Linked DNA regions of Homo sapiens: region 2 is linked to region 1. A link is a loop called in an ENCODE intact Hi-C map of the cell type or tissue named here. Cell type or tissue: chondrocyte. All regions are shown on one strand. Each heading gives the region's core, and the rest is flanking DNA. Links, peaks and the distances in the headings are about the cores only.

Region 1 (5,386 bases), core at 310-5,309:
ATCTTGACTGCTAGCTTTTGTCCTCTTATATGCAGATACCAAAGTGGGATTGGATGTTCAAAAGCTTTGAGGGTGGGAAGAAAGCCCGGGGACAGAAATTGAGGAGGGAGCTGGAGGAGTCTGGGAGGATCAAACCACAATGCATGCACGTCTTACCTTCTCAAGGAAAGAAGAAAGGTCAGGTAGGAAGTGGCTTAGACTGAGGAGTACAATACTAAGTGTTTTGGCAAAGCAGATGGCAAGTCCCAGGGCCCAACTTGCCCACTGGGAGTTCCAAGTGTCCTAAATGAGCCTGCCATAGTCTCCCAGCTGCACTGAAGCATCAGCTGGAAGCAGCATTTAGGAAGTGTGGTGTTCTAATGGACCCACAGTTGGCCCCTGTGCTGCACAGATCTACTTCCCTACACCAGTTCACAGAGCAGTGACTCCATGTCCACAGGCCTCTATTTTTGAGAGGAAACTTATACAGGAAGATGTTAGGGGAAGAAATGCAACTGCTGTGGCTGAAGTGGGTCTTGGCTCACAACTACTTCTCCTCTTCCACCACCAAAATCCACCCTGAATTCCCTTTGCACTCAGCTATCGCCTCAGCTGAGGATTGGTGCTGATCTGGTGGTGTGATCCACACCTTCATCCTGAGGTATTTCAACCTCTAGTGAATAGATGCTTAAGATAGGGCTACTTAATGCCCCAGTTACAATGGGACGAGAAATAAGATACTCAAGTGGAATACTTGGGTTCCATTCATGTTCTTTACTGCTCCAGGGTGCCTAGTCTCCTGCTGGTCATTCTGTTGCCCTGCCACAAGGATGACTCAAAGTGACCAGTAACTCACTTGAAGCAGTAGAAAATGAGACCATTTTTCCTTCTCAACTGTAGGTTGCAGCATCCCTGTAATCATTCTACTGGGGATACAGCACCTCTGTAATGTACTATGGCATCATGAAGAAGGGCACTCCAAACTCTGAGCACATTCACTCAGTGCTGCTGCATGGCTTTCTGAGTCTCTCAGTGCTGAAGTCACCTGATTCAGAATGATGTTGTATGATACCAGGTTACCTCATGATTAGGAGCCCATTCTGTACCACTTCTTTCTGATTCCAATTTATTGGTGACATGTCTGTGTGGAATTGCATGCCTGTGGAAGGAGCATTGCAAATGATCCCAGATAGTAGTGGTGGTAGAGATTCCTCAAGGAAGAAAGGGACATTCATAGTAAGATAGTTGTCTATTCCTGTGAGTCTATATGGCTGACTCTTTTAGAATAGAAATGGCTCAATGTAATCAACTTGCTAACAAGTGGTTTTTTGGTCTCCTTATCAGGGTGCTATATGGGGATGCAACATTTGTCTAAAGAGCTGCACATTCAGAGTTACTAGACTGTCTCTAGAAATTGGCATTACATGCTGTTGGGCACCTGTGTAGCCTCCATGTCTGTTGCCACTATAGCCTGTATTCATTTGCTAGTTGGCTGATAACTGGCAGTCATTTTGTTTGGGTGGCTCGGTGAGTTTCTGTGGCTGGTGCTCTGTAGTGAGTCTTCACATGTGAAATGAAATTTACATGTCTACATGAACACACCTTTTCAGGGTTCTTTGTCTGACTTTGCAGTCCATTTGCATCTGGTCTACTGGTCAAGTGGTCGGGCCATGGGCCTCTGTTGTAGATTCATAGCAGATTAATTTGAGCTGTCAATTACTTTCCTCAAAGATGAGGGCCTGGGAGGCATTTTTATTGGTGTCATAGCCATAGAGCATAGCCAAGAGGCTTTAGAATTGGAAATAGTGTTCTCACTTAGCAATTTAACAAGTATGTCTTTCTTAATCCCAAAGTGGTACTAGTTTTGCTGATATAAGCTAAAACTCATAAAGAATATTGCTGTATGACTTAGGCATATACCTGCCTTGGTGTCTTGGCCCTTCTAATAAGGAGATGAAAAATATGTTGGAAATACATTTGGATTCTCAAAGTTGAAAGCAGGCTGGCCCTGGTATTCCCAGTACTGGTCAGTAATGCTTTGGCTTGCTCACAAAGCCTTGAGCCAAGGGTCAAGACAATGAGGAAGAAATACCCATCTGTGTTGCGCTGAGGATGGTGGCAGAAATAGGTTTCTTGCTCAGATGGTATCTTCTCACTTCAAGCCCTCTTCCTTTGGAAAAAGTGAAACTTCCTTTCATTGTTCTTGTCTTTAGGATGGGATTGAAATCTGCTGTGAGTTTAGACCTTTATCTGTTTCACAAGACTCCCTGTATTGAGTTGAACATGAAGACTCATCTTTCCCAGTTCCCTAATAAGAGTTCCCAGGCTTAAAGCTCTATGAGAGGTATGTCCAAACACACTCAGGCTTGTAGGATGTATAAGAGCTTTGCCTTCTAGCCCCTTGTCTCAATGTCCCCAATTTGTATGCAGAGTTAAACTATGTCACAAGATTCCTAGTTTATAGACAGGCCTATAATTGAGTGATGGGGGATGGGGGGGCTTGACCTGCCAACTACGGCAGTCACCTGCATGTTCTGGGGGAGTGGCTATGCCTGCATGTTCTGGGGGAGTGCTAGTGAGCCATATTTGGTGTTATGGGTTATGGAATAGGATATCACTGTTCTGTGGCACAGCTATACATTCTATATTTTGCTTCTAAATTGATCATCTTTTATATTGTGGGGCAGGCAAGTGTGTAAGTTAGAGCCTTGACCTTGGTAAAGGTTGCTTGGCACTTGGCACTTTGTTTTTTGGGGAACCAAGAGTTTATTTCTGCTTTTTAATCAGGGACTCACTCAACAGAGGTCTCCATGTGAAAGCAAGTCTGTACTAAAAAGCTAAACAGCACTTCTGTGGACCTCTCAGTGGTTATTTGATTGGATGGCTCAAAGTGTATCAGATCATGAGTTTAACTTCCTGTATGAGGGAGATGGCTTTAGAGTCCAGGATGAGGTATCTGAGACCACAGGACACTGCTAGAAACTGACTCGCTGACTTCTATGCTTCACGAGATATGAGTGGTCTTGTGCATCCCTCCCAGGGTTTCTGGAAGTGCATGTGGGGTGTGAAAGAATCAGACAAGTCCCAAAGGTAAACTGCCAGGGCAGAAACTCTGAAACCTGATTCACTGTGTTGGCCAGAAGAGGGCAGCACTCACACAGCAGAACAACTTTACGCATTCAGTGACTTCAAGGAGGATCCATACTCAGAGCCAACGATCCCTGAGAAAGCCTGGAGAGGGGTTGGGGCCTCAAATGAGCAGCTTCTTAGTGATGTTTCTGGGAAGAAAGAATGGACAAGTGAGTGGCCTCTTGGCCTGATAAGTACTTTGCACTAAAAGAGATAGGAAGGCCTCAGAAGCAGTATCAGAAACAGTCAGTCTCTGACCTTCTGTTCTTCTGTCTCCTGTTTGTTCTTTCCAAGACAGGTCACAGAAACTAGACTTCCTCTTCCTCAAGGCAAGTCATAGAAACTAGAAGCCCTCTTCCCCAAGGCCAGCTGTAAAACCTGGAAAGATTGCTCACTTTCTCCTTGCCTTTCTGTGTAAGGACTGGCCATGAAGAAATTCTGACCTACCTTGACTAATAGTAGGTTATGAGACCCTCATTCCACAAGGGGTCCTGCCACCAACCCAGGTGGAAGAAATGCCAGAGACAAAGAATCTAGACAGGCCTAGGTGGCTTTCCCAACTCAGTCTATTAGCATTAGGTCATATATCTCTGACCATTTACAGTCCTACATGGCTGTTCATACATCATTAAACCTAAGCAGGAAAATAGAAAGTTTTCTGTTTCTCCGTGGGTCTTCATTCTGAAGGTTCCCATGTCAAATTTTGATAGCATTTTGAAAAATAAATTTGGGCATACAGCCCTGGGTAGAGGCACTTCTTGGTAGGGAAATGGGTGAAGGTAAAAGGAACCTGTCTCAAAGCAGATGATCCAGAGTAGGTGTTGGAGAAAGATCTCAGTGGGGGACCAGATGCGGAAAGATTAAAACAGAGCAAAGATCCAGAGAGGCAGAGTCAGCTCTTTGGTCAATAATAAGCACCTTGGTTGAGTAGATGGTCACAGAATGGCATGTTTCTCAGAGGGACTTGTGCTTGAGCAGCATATACCTGCCTTAGTATCTTGGCCCTTCTAATAAAGGGATGAAAAATACATTGGAAATAGTTTGATTCTCAAAGTTGAAAGCAGGCTGGCCTTGGTATTCTAGATCCATCATGTGAGCACGTTTCTCTTGTGTGCATAAAACAGCATCTCAGAAGGTGTAAGTGTATGGATTAGTGAGACTTCTATGCTTTTACCCTGTATTTTTTATTGCTCACAAATCTTATGCAAACATGAGCTTTCCTAGGCTTACTTAATATTTCCCTTTATGTGACTATCAGTGACAAAGTGCAGTGAATTAAGCAATGTGAGCATAAGGTGTAGGCCTTGTGAGAACACAGAGCACATGGAAGACCATCAGCATCCTCCTTGCGCTCATGTGCAGCTGGATTTGCTGGTGAGCACCCACAGGGTCATTTTTGTGTGTTTTCTGTTTGCATAGTGTCTCTTGCCTAGAACACTTTCCCAGTACATAACAATGACTACAGATGGTGACCTGAGATAGCAAAGAAAGTCTATAGTACATTGGTTCATAACAAACTCAGTCAGCTTTTGGTTCTTGTAGAGAAGCTAGAGTGTTTTAAGAGAGTATTTTATGCTAGTTAAGGAAGTTATTAGAGTTCTGTATGATGTAACTTTCTTGGGATTCTAGTCGGTATGATACGTGGAATTTATAGGCAAACAACATCTTAAGGTAATTAAGCTCAGATTTTAGTCTAGTTTTGAAACTCAGTTCTGACTTGACTGAGTGGCTTTTGTTACACATACATTTTCTGCTTATGTAAATTTAATGGTATCTACAACTAGGTCTCGAAGCATGCGACATTACTGATTTTTCTATAATTTTTTCTGAGGACTCTACTGGTGGGAAGATGAATATCTGGTCCTTCATTTCCTACTACTAGCTTGTTGGCTCTAAGTATGAATCCTCCCTAATGTTGCTGAATGTGTAAAGCCACTTGGGTGCTATCTAGGATAAAGTGGGCAATACTTTATACCAATTCCAGGAGGTAGAACCAACTTGGAGGTTTTAGATGTATATGTGTTAGGTTGGATAAATAAGCCACACAGGACGTGTTCTTGAAGAGCCATACACTAGGCAAGAAACCATGGTTAGTGGTAAAATCACTGCAATCCAGTGCCATAATGAGGTAGAAAAGTTGGCATGCAAATACTGAAACTAGAGACATCTAGGAACCATGACAGATCATGGAGTTGCCAGAATTGGGCAGAACATGTAATTGGAGAATGTTGAGAGTTGAGGGAGGACTTCATTGTAATGAACAGGCATTCTGGGCACA
Region 2 (5,386 bases), core at 221-5,220, 1.1 Mb after region 1:
GAGTTCTCCAGAAGCAGGAGCTGAGAGGGAGTTTGGGGTTACAAGATGTTTATTAGGGATCAATATCTGTGAAAGAGAAGGAGCGAAACAGGATTGGGCAGAGGGAGAAGTCAAGCTGCAATGCAGGCTGAAAAAGCCATCTCGGCCATGGCAGGGAGCTCTGGAGAGACTTGTCCTACTTCCAGCTGACACAGCCAGACCCTTATAGCCTACCTAGCTAAGTCACTGGATGCAGGCTGCCCCGCAAGGGCATGACCTTGGGCTGAGCCAATATGCAGCTGACGCAGAGCTGAAGGAGCTGACAGCTGAGGCAGCGCATCTCTGTGTTCACCACAGCAGACATTTGACTTTACAAAGAATTCTGTCCATTTCCATTTACCTTAGCAAGTGCACATTAAATGCATATTTCCTCCTTTCACAAATGATGAAACACTTAACAGTGTTTTTGAAGACAGAAATGCATTCATATTCTCTTTCATATTCATTAAGCATCACTTTTGGTCATGATGGTCTTTATACAGTAGAAATTAGCTGAGTGAAAATTATTTATAAATCACTGAGCTACATATGAAAGTTTAATTGGTCCACATCTGTAGCTAGTGGAAGAGACATACTGTGTTTAAATACTAAACTTTGCACCTGTTCCTGCTTAAAAGCAATTAAATTCAAGACATGTTAATTGAGTACCTAGTCATCATGGGGCAGAGGGCTAGGTGCTGGGTCTCAAGCATTCTAAGATATTTATCAACCCTTTTAAAATACTACAGTTGCTTTTAGTACTATAAAAATTTTAACCCAGCCGGGTGCAGTGGCTCATGCCTGTAATCCTAGCACTTTGGGAGGCTGAGGCGGGTGGATTGCCTGAGCTTAGGAGTTTGAGACCAGCCTGGGGAACACAGTGAAACCCCATCTCTACTAAAAACATAAAAAATTAGCCAGGTGTGGTGACGTGCACCTGTAATCCCAGCTACTCGGGAGGCTGAGACAGGAGAATCGCTTGAACCCAGGAGGCGGAGGTTGCAGTGAGCCGAGATCGCACCATTGCACTCCAGTCTGGGTGACAGAGTAAGACTCCATCTCAAAAAAAAAAAAAAATTTAACCCTCATATTCTAAAATTGTGTCTGTGTTCAGCTCCCTACTGCATAAAGTTCTCCCTTAATTTAGAGCCATTCATGTGCTTGGCAGCATTTGATTAAATAATTTTTGCCTGGCACAGGTGAGAGTTACAGGCATCATTAGTGACCTATTTACTCACTAACAAAAAATTAAGACTTTCCCCCGACAAGAGTTCAGAAACTGTATGAGCAAGAAGTAGTCAAATGTAGGTATGCTGGCTTTTTTTTTTTTTTTTGAGATGGGGTCTCAAAAAAGAAATTTTAAAAATCACTCTTAAAATAATAATTCACCAATGAATGAGCCATACAGTAAATCCATTTCTTCAGCAGTGGTGGGGACATATATGAAGCACAGGACCAGACTTGCCAGGTATAACAGGCAAAGCTTCAGAGAGTTTTCCTTTCCAAGTTCTGCCGCCTTCATTCATGGTATCATTTGCTCACCTTTTCCTCCCTGGTTCCTGTGGTCTCTTAGAGGTGGAGTCCTCCATTCAACACCTGGCAACAGCAGTTAGCAAGCGCTTTCCAAGATCCCTCACATTCTCCCTGCACATTGGGAGCCCTGGGTTGCTTTGTTAGTAGGGTCTCAGGTGATTGAAAGTGCTTTTAGTGCAAAAGGGTGAGCTCTTCACCCCACCCTGCTCCTTGGCATCCACAAACCAAGTTATCGTTCCTTGTTCTTCCCTCCCTGGCAGAGGCAGGGTTCCTGGATGATGTGGTCTATGATAGCACTGCCCTGGGGCCTGGCTACGATCGCCCCTTCCAGTTTGACCCCAGCGTGCGAGAGCCGAAGACCATCCAGCTCTACAAACACCTGAACCTGAAGAGCTGCGTGTGGACCTTTGATGCTTATTATGACATGACTGAGCTGATTGACGTCTGTGGGGGCTCTGTAACCGCTGACTTCCAGGTAGGTGCCCCGGGGCTTGTCTGAGGACTCTGCATATGGGTGCCATGGTCAACCTTGTTTGTTCCTGAAGCACTTCAATTAGCACTTTGCCTCCAGAACTGGGACAACCAACTAAGGGAGTCTTCTTTATAAGTCCCTCAAGCAAGATCTTGGCAGCACTGAAGCTAGAGAAGGCCCCCAAAGTCCTCTAAATCAAGTTAATGTGGAAAAAACTTACTGTCTGGCATACTCACTTATGTAAAAATCCAATATTTACTTCTCTAGGCATATATGTTTTTGTATTTATAATGCATATATTTTGGAAAGCCAAAAATATTTACATTTGATGCTAGGGTTATTACTACATTGATATATTCTCTTCCCCACCTGGGAAAATGCGTCAGATGATGCAGCCTGTCTTTCAGAAGATAAGAAGAGCTCTGTTGTCCTATGCATTGTGGAAAGATAATTGCTTAAAACATTTTTATTTCACACCTGTTCCAAACTGCCAGCCCCCACAAAAATAGACACTTTCTAAAATATATATTACCATTAAACATTAGTGTGTTAGTCTATTCTCACACTACCATAAAGACAAACCAGAGACTGGTAATCTATAAAGAAAAGAGGTTTAATTGACTCACAGTTCCACATGGCTGGAGAGGCCTCAGGAAACTTATAATCATAGTGAAAGGGGAAGCAGACATGTCTTACATGGTGGCAGGTGAGAGAGAGCAAGCAAGAACAAGGAAAACTGCCTTATAAAACCATCAGATCTCATGAGAACTCACTATCACAAGAACAGCATGAGGGAAACCACCCCCATGATCCAATCACCTCCCATCTGGTTCCTCCCTTGACATGTAGGGATTATGGGGATTACAATTCAAGATGAGATTTGGGTGGGGACACAGAGCCAAACCATATCAATTAGTGACAACTGAAAAATTTATAGCAAGAAGCCAGAGTCAGAGAAGGGCGGTTATATCAAAGGGCCAGTGAGACTAGGCTAATCTGTCCTCATGGGAAAATTAATTCTAAAACAGGTTCTATCCAATTTTGAGCAGTTATCTCAATGAGCTAAAAACTAGTTAGATGTTTGTTCTTCATTTCAAATCAGGTTTATCCTCACTGAAGGAGAGAAATTATAGAGGGATTTACAGTAATTATTTAGAGAAAGTGTCTTTGATTAAAATTTGTCATTTTCTTTGTGGTGCCTCTCAGCCTGGTTTCCTCTCATTTTGTACACACTACTGCCATCTACTGAAGAGAATTTTAAGGCGTTCATCGGTTTTCCATTTCTCCAGTTGTATAAACTTTGACTTTGGAAAATGCAAAACTAAGTGATTTTGTTTCTTTCCTGGCCCTTCAAAAATTAGTATTCTCTGTTCTTTATGATTTTGCTGTAATTACTGTTTGAATATTTTTATTCAGAATATGCTTAAAAACTCAAAGACAAGGATTTGTTATATATAATCCCACTTTTAAACCAACACAGAAAAAACATGCACAGAAGTATTTTGTTGTTGTCTGTTTCTTTGAAAATAATTGAAATTACTGACGTATGATAGGAAGAATATAGAACTTAGAACTAAGGCCTAGTTGGTACCTTTTGCTGTCAATCAACAGGCTTGGACAAGACATAACCTCTCTGAACCTCTTCTGAAATTGTACTAATAATCTCAACATGAGAAGGTGCCTTGCACAGTGTGCCTGGTGTAGAATAGGCATGCAGTAAATATTTGTTGGGTTTTTTTTTCTTTTTAAAGATTAGTGAGTAATATCATGAGGGCTAAAGGAGGATAAACAAAAACAAATGAGGAAAAATTAATTTTGCCAATCAGCTAGAGATTTTATTGAAGTTCTGATAGTGTGATTGGAGCAGGTGTATTTAGCAAAACCTGTGTATAAGGGACAGAACATGGTACAAGGTCCAAATACAATCTGGAAATTTTCTTTAAAAAGAACAAAAAGAGGGGCTGGGAACAGTGGCTCATACCTGTAATCTCAGTACTTTGGGAGGCTGAGGCTGGAGGATCACTGGAGGCCAGGAAGTTGAAGCTGCAGTGAGCTATGATGGAGTCACTGCATTCTAGTCTGGGCTACAGAGAGAGACCCCATCTCTTGAAAAACAAACAAACAAACAAACAAACAAACAAAGTAAGGCATGTCAAAATGGAATTTTTCAATGAGTATGGAGTTAGTTGAGTCTTTTGAGAAAGTTGGCATCAAATTTTAAATCCCTGACAACTTTGAATATTAAAAAAAAACTTTAGAAAAATATTAAAACATTTGGTTTTTTCCTTAATTACCCATAGAAACACTTTATACTGTATTTTCAAACAAAAGAAAAATATAAGTCCCATAGTATATTATAGTAATTAGCCAATGATAAAATAAAATTGTTTTAAGCTAAGTTTTTTTGTTGTGTATATATATATATATATATATATATATATATTTATTTATTTATTTATTTGTGGAAAAAAGTATAAAAATATTTTAAAAATGTGTGAACTAACTCCCCATTCACACACACATATACAGCTAGCTTCACCACAAAAGCTTCTGCTACCATTCTGTTATCTTTCCATCCAGTTTTGTTCATTACATAGTAAAATGAAAATGATTGGGCCAAATTAAAAGCAGGAACACAAACTTCCTTAGAAGAAATGTTCTCTTGGAAATGTGATATGCTGCCTTTTCAAAACTCTTTCCAAAGCATAGCATGGGACAGGAAATTACTGAAGTACGTGCAGCTCTGAGCTGTCCATTGGTGAGCTTCCTATATATGATTTCAATGCTCCGGCCCTTTGTTCCTGGAGCAGGAGATGAGAGCACTCACTAAAACATCCTGAGTTAGGCACAGGCTCCTCCCAGGCGTCTGGATGTGGGCATCTTCCTGATGATGGTTGACTTGGGCTCTCCCACAGGTCACTGGCAAATGATCAATACAGGGAGTTTGTACTGAGTGGTAGATCCCACATCCACCGGGTTGATCCTTGAGAATAATTGTGATATTCTCAAATTTCAGCCAAATCTTCTAGCAACTGAACAGAGCTCATTCTCCCACTTCAAAAGTATTTTTGTTCAAGTGCCACCTCCTTAGAGAAGCCTCTGCACGTGACCCTGTCGAAAGAAGCATCCCGGCTGCTTTCTATTCCATTAGTTCCTTTATTTTTTTAAATAAGTAAGTGCAATCATGGGCACTTGCTTAATAATTATTGAATAAGTGTGTGACTACATGGGTGAATGAAAATGGAACCAAGATGTGGTGATAGTATGTCTTTTCATCCCAGGGGAGAAATAACTCTGTGTGCATACTGCTTCCTCGGCAGGTGAGGGACTCTGCCCAGTCCTTCTTGACAGTGCACGTGCCTC

The links. A loop is a pair of places that touch in the nucleus more often than their neighbours do. Peaks named below come from ENCODE experiments on the same cell type or tissue, not always from the same donor. Only the 100,000 strongest peaks of a DNase experiment are listed, where the experiment ranks them.
Region 2: it touches region 1 in a loop (4-fold over the local background); 5 of 110 quality-filtered maps call a loop at or near these places.

Annotation. Positions count from the first base shown.
Region 1 is chr4:77,382,445-77,387,830 of GRCh38, forward strand. No RefSeq gene overlaps it. Among named protein-coding and RNA genes, the nearest start is that of CXCL13, 220 kb to the right of the region's middle. In chondrocyte, for the core only: a CTCF peak has its summit at 3,122 (motif pointing right); no DNase peak of the experiment used is centred there.
Region 2 is chr4:78,513,988-78,519,373 of GRCh38, forward strand. It overlaps FRAS1 (Fraser extracellular matrix complex subunit 1), which reads left to right. Exons shown (of 74, transcript NM_025074.7): 66 at 1,812-2,026; 67 at 5,344-5,386. Among named protein-coding and RNA genes, the nearest start is that of ANXA3, 35 kb to the right of the region's middle. In chondrocyte, for the core only: CTCF peaks have their summits at 3,259 (motif pointing left) and 3,488; no DNase peak of the experiment used is centred there.